Linked DNA regions of Mus musculus: region 2 is linked to region 1. The links are chromatin loops, found by intact Hi-C in ENCODE. Cell type or tissue: heart. All regions are shown on one strand. Each heading gives the region's core, and the rest is flanking DNA. Links, peaks and the distances in the headings are about the cores only.

Region 1 (2,915 bases), core at 329-2,828:
CGCGCCTCTCACAGGCTGGAGGTGAAGACTTTCTGGTGTGAGATCTGAACTGTAATATGGGGACAAGTGGCATGCTGTAACTCTCACAGGTCGGACTCACCTCTGCCTTTCAAGAGTTCAAGCCCAAAGGTGGCCTCTGTCCTTCTTAAGGTCCTAACCATGAGCAGAGCTCTGTGACATCGAGGATGTCAGCGTTCAGTCCTTTAGAGTGGTCCTGGCTGCACTTCCCACCATGCTCTCCTACCCAACTTGTGTTACTTACTGTTATATGCTTATTACTAAATCTCTGACATAAACAGCCCAAGTTTGTTTTGGTGCCCGGGTCCATAGGACTTGGATCTGTTGATTTGGGGCTAACGGTGCAGTGACAATGTGAGTAGAGAGGGCTTTGAACTCATCTCAGACAGGGACTGGAGCATGAGGAAGAGACCAGGAGATGAGGAAGTCCCCTTCAAGGGACTTCCTTTCTCCAGCTGGGCCCTCCCTGCTGGTTTCCAGACCCTGTCCGTCGGTCTGTCCGTTATAACACCACTTGCCGAGGGTCTTTGATAAAGACCCACCTGTGGGAGACTTTTCTTACTAACCCGTGATAGCGCCCCCTCTGTGGCTTGCTTCCTGCTTCTCCAGCCACGTCATTTTCTCCTTCATGGAGGAAGGAGACCATTCCTGACTCCTGGGTTTCCCCGGAGGTTCCGCTCTGGCATCTTTTTTACTTTGTGCCTTTCCATTGGCTGGCCTCAGTGCTTTCAGAATAGTTAACCGCTCTGATCCGCTGCCTGACCCATTGCCTGGTGATCACCCCCAGAAACTGTCCCATGGTGCACAAGGTCACATGTCTCTCAGCCCTCCCGACCCTCTTGCATTTCTGCTTCCGATGGGCAGCACAGCGAACCACCCATCAGATCTGGGAATTACTATAATTCCTTGCTCCTTACCCCTTAGATCCAATCTGTCATTAAACCCTTTTGCTAAAGACTCAAATATGCCTTCTGCCGTGACTCTAACTCAGGGCTGCCTGGTTTCTTACCAGTGGTACTGGCCCTGCGCCACCTTGTAGTGTGCTTTCCCAGAGTGTAGCCCTGTGATGTCTCTAAATAAAAGATCTGGTTTATGGCAGCCGCTCGTTTGTACTCCCTCGGTGGCTCCTCATGGCCGTTGGAAAGAAAGTCTCACACACGCTTTGATATATGATCTACAAAATGCTCCCCTGCCCTTCTATGTAATTTTATATTAGACCTTCATGAACCATTTATAGTTTCTAAATGTACCCTGCTCTCAGAGATCCAAACTGTAATATGGGGACTCTTATTCAGTTTGTCCTATTTAAAAAAAAAAAAAAAAAAAAAAAAAGCCTGCAATGCCCATGCTGGCACCAGATGGGGGCAGGCAGATCCCTGAAGATCATTGGCCAGCTGGCCCGGCCAAATTCATAAGCGTCAGGTTTGGTGAAAAATCCTGTCTCAAAAATAAAGGTGAGGAGCCGGAGAGCCAGCTCAGTGCTTAGGAGAGCCTGCTGCTCTGACAGAGGAGTTGGCTTCATTTCCCAGTGCCCACAGCTCATAACCACCTGTAACTCCAGCTCCTAGATACCTTCTATCATCTTCTTTCAGGCACACACACACACACACACACACACACACACACACACACACACACAGGCACAGATGCACATATGTGTACACACGCACACAGTCTTTTAAAAGAAATAGGCAAACACGGAGAGTAATTGAAGAAATTATATGACATTGACCTCTACACACATGCACAATACACATGTGCACATACAGTCACACATACACTTATATACCTATGCACTGGTTAATTTTATGTCAACTTAGCAGAAGCTATAGTCATCTGAGAGGAGGGAACCTTAATAAAACAAAACAAAACAAAACAAAACAAAACAAAACAAAACACTGCCTTTATAAGATTGGGCTGTAGGATGGTTTGGGCCACCCTTGGGCTAGTGGTCCTGGGTTCCATAAGAAAGCAGGCTGAGCAAGCCATGAAGAGCAAGCTAGTAACCACTACTCCTCCATGGCCTCTGCCAGGTTCTGCCTCCAGGTTCCTGCCTAGTTTGAGTTCCTGCTGTGACTTCCCTCAATGGACTATGGCATGTAAGCAAAATAAATCCCCAAGTTGCTTTTGATCATACATAGTATACATAGCAATATATGCTATGTCATGGTATCTCAACGTAGCAATAGTAACCATAACTGGGACAACTCACATGAACATGTATATCCACCTTATAACAATACACAACAAGTGTGTGTATGTATACACAAATGTATGTATATACATATATATATGTATGTATGTATATACACATACATGTATGTGTGTGGATATATATATATATATATATATATATATATATATATATATATATCTCCAAGGGAAGGCTTAACTGGGGACCAAAGAGCCAGAAGGTGCTGATAACATAATTGAACATGATCTAAAGGCAGCCGATCACATGCCTGTCTGTGTTCCATACGGCAATCTCCTGCCTCTTGGGTGGAGCTAGAAACAGCTGAGCTGTCTCCACAGTGGGCAGGTTCTAGATCAACTTACCCATCTTTCACTGGTCTTTGCCAAGGTGTCTGAAATGGGGAGTTCTTGTATGTAAGGCTGGAGAAGGACACGTGTGTGCCGTGTGGGAACAAACTCAGGATTCAGCTGGTGGAAGAGAAGGTGGAGTGTGTGTGCCCCAGAACAACCGGCAGCCTCGGCGGCCATCCTGCTTTGGCATCCCATGCTGGTCCACATTTCATGGTGCAACAGACTGGTTGCTTCCTGGTACCCACACACATTGCTAATTGTGGAGGATGCTCAGTCTCTATGGTGACGTTGCCTAAGGTTCAGACTCTCAAGTATAACCTTCTGTCCTGGATGCTCTGTTGGGAACGTTTGGT
Region 2 (2,915 bases), core at 113-2,612, 52 kb after region 1:
CATATATAAAGGGAGGTTTACTGTATAGGTGAGTTAAAACCCTCTTCTTTATTTGAAGGGCGTCTTGGGTGCCCTGTCTTCCTAGCCCACTCATCGTCCACTGTGTGAATGTTTACTGACCATCGGCCCCGAGCTGCTTACTCACTGAGGTGCTGGGACACAGTGAGCCAAACACAGTGGCCCCCAACTCCATGGGGATCATAAATGCTGGGGGGTGGCTTCCCAGTGTTACTTCTGCTGCTCCAGCAAATAATTTTTAGCCTTAACACGCCTCCCCCGTCCCCCATTGCTTGTTCGGTAGCCCCAGAAGTGACGGTCTTCCTGGCCCTTCCACGCAAGGAAGTCCTCCTCCTCCTCCCTATCCTTGCTGGCCTTCCAGATAGGTCAGCGGTTACACAGTCCATAAGGAGCTGGAATCTTCTTTCCAGGAATCGCCTTAAAATGGATTTATTGTTGCCCAGAATCTTGGCTGGGAGTCTTGTGGGAAAGGTCTCATAAACAAACGCCAGGTTATCGGAGGCTTGCCTGTGCGATTTACCAGCAACTTTTCACGTGACAGAAACACGTGAGAATGACCAGGGAAATGCTCCCGTCACTCTTGGCATGAACCAGAGTCCTTTGCAAGGAGAATGACTCTTTTTAGATTCCAGTCTTTTCGGATTCTTGAGACGGCAAAGACCACCTAAAGAGGAGACAGACCCGTGAATGGAGGGGTGAGCACACACACAGAGGGGGAATCCTCCTCCTGTTAAAAACAAAAAGCCATCAGTCTGCAGTGATAAGTGGGGAAGGAAGCTCTTGGCTCTTGCTTCTCTGACAAAAGGCAAAGTTTTTAAATGAAAAGGAAGACTTGGAAGCACGGGAGTGGGGGAGCGGGGTTGGGTGGGGTCGAGGGGGATGCTGATGTAGCAAACGCTGGCTTCCCTGGTTCCACTGGACAGTGAGGGCCAGCAATGAATAGGATAACATTTTGGGGTGGACGAAACAGGGGTTAAGCGAGCAAATCCTGCGTTCCTGTTTGAATATAGAGGCAGCTTGACCGGGGTCTTTCCTTCTTTCTACCTTACCCACTCATTCATCAAAGGGGCAATTGCTGAGCATGCGCATGCGTCTTACATGGAGCTAGGCTCTGGGCACTGGAAGAGCTCAGAGACAGGAAGGAGGCACTGTGGAGTCCTACCACTTGAGACAACAGGAAGCCACAGGGAGGTTCCTCTACCTCCAGAGTTCATGGCCTTCTGTTGTTTTGGAATCTCTATCTTGTTGTGGCTTTGTTTTGTTTTTCCTTTGTATCTTAGCTAACATCTTTATCCTCTCGTGGAATGCCACTTCTTTGATCTCTCGAACCTGCTTTGGGCCAAAATGTCCTTCTGGTCTAGAAAGCCATATTGTCTTGTTGTACGCTCACGGGAGATGCCTAAGCCTTCCCTCCCGCGTGACTCCCATTCTCTCCTTTAGTCTGTGTGGGCTCCTGTTCAAACTCTGACTCATTCTCTCTGGTGCCAAGTCCTCATTCTGAAATCTCTCCTGAAGATCTCCCTGTGGCAGACACGCAGGCCTTCTTCCAAACCAAACATAGTGTAAGCCAGGATGAAAGGCAGGAAGGATACCAGGGGAATTGCTAACAGTACCCAGGTTCTTGACTCTCAATGTTCTGAAGTCAAACTAGACTTGGAAAGCAAAAGACATTATTTATAGCAGAACACGGTAAAAATGAAGGCCCCATGGGCTTGATTCAGAGACTCTAATGCAGAGGCCATAAGCATGCATCCTGTGAAAACTGCAGATGACATAGCCTTGTGTCTTTTTATCATTCACTCAGCTGACATTTATCAAACACCTACTATGTGCAACTCACTACAGTGCTAGAAATGAAGCTCTTTCCAATGACCATAGTGATACACAGCTATAATCCTAGCACTTGGGAAGTGGGAGGCAGGAGGACCAGGAGTTTGAGGCCATCCTTGGCTACAGAAAGAATTTAAGACCAGACTTGACTGTGTATGTCTTCTCTTGAAAAAGAAAACACCAGTATCACTAACAATAAAAACTCCTGTTCTGGTAAAGCTGCTAAGCCAATACAGTCAACAAATCCCCGAGTATAATTCAGTTAGACCGTGGTAAGTGCTAAGAAGTAAAGGTAAGCAGGGAATTAGGGCAGTATCGGGGTGGGTTTTCAGTCTTACCTAAGGAGCTTAAAAAGCCTCCAACCAAAGGGGAGGTTTTAGTAAGGTACTTTGGCAGGAGATGAACCATTCACATGTGTGAATGAGACCATTCCAGACCATACAGGCCTTGTGCCAGGAGAATCAATGTCCAACTGAAGCTCCAGGAAAAAAGTAGACATCAGTGTGCCCAGAGCACAAAGGATCACATAGTAGGTTCAATCACATAGTAGGTTCACTCTGACTTGGGGCTTTGACTATTCCTAAGTGAGAGGGGAGCTACTCAAAGGTATGATTGGAAGGATTTTATTTTATCTTATTTAGTTTAGGTTTTTCTAAACAAGCTTTCTCTGTGTAACAACCCTGGCTATCCTGGAACACTGGCTTTGTAGACCAGGCTGGCCTTGAACTCACAGAGATTTGCCTGCCTCTGCTTTCTGAGTGTTGAGACTAAAAAGTGTGCACCACCATACTCTATAATAGGAGGGATTTTAGAGAAAGGTTATTTTTTCTGTTGCTGTGATAAGATACCCTGATTGACATCCCTTGAGGGAAGAAAGGGTTTATTTGGGCATATAGTTCTACTAGAGTGGCAATAGAATGGCAGCAGGAACAGGTGGATCACATTTTCATCCACAGGCAGGAACTAGAGAGAGAGAACAGGAAGTGGGGGCAAGGCTATAAACCTTAGCGACACACTTCCTCCAGCAAGGTCCACCTCCTTAAGGTTCCATAATGTTCCTGAACAGC

Evidence for each region. Hi-C counts contacts between places; a loop is a spot of excess contacts. Peaks named below come from ENCODE experiments on the same cell type or tissue, not always from the same donor. Only the 100,000 strongest peaks of a DNase experiment are listed, where the experiment ranks them.
Region 2: it touches region 1 in a loop (2.3-fold over the local background); 7 of 42 quality-filtered maps call a loop at or near these places.

The regions. Positions count from the first base shown.
Region 1 is chr10:94,427,332-94,430,246 of GRCm38, forward strand. It overlaps a transcript of Tmcc3 not described here. Among named protein-coding and RNA genes, the nearest start is that of Gm32827, 2.3 kb to the left of the region's middle. In heart, for the core only: a CTCF peak has its summit at 1,388; no DNase peak of the experiment used is centred there.
Region 2 is chr10:94,479,420-94,482,334 of GRCm38, forward strand. It overlaps a transcript of Tmcc3 not described here. Among named protein-coding and RNA genes, the nearest start is that of Tmcc3, 34 kb to the right of the region's middle. In heart, for the core only: a CTCF peak has its summit at 1,169; DNase peaks (open chromatin) are centred at 422, 1,082 and 1,512.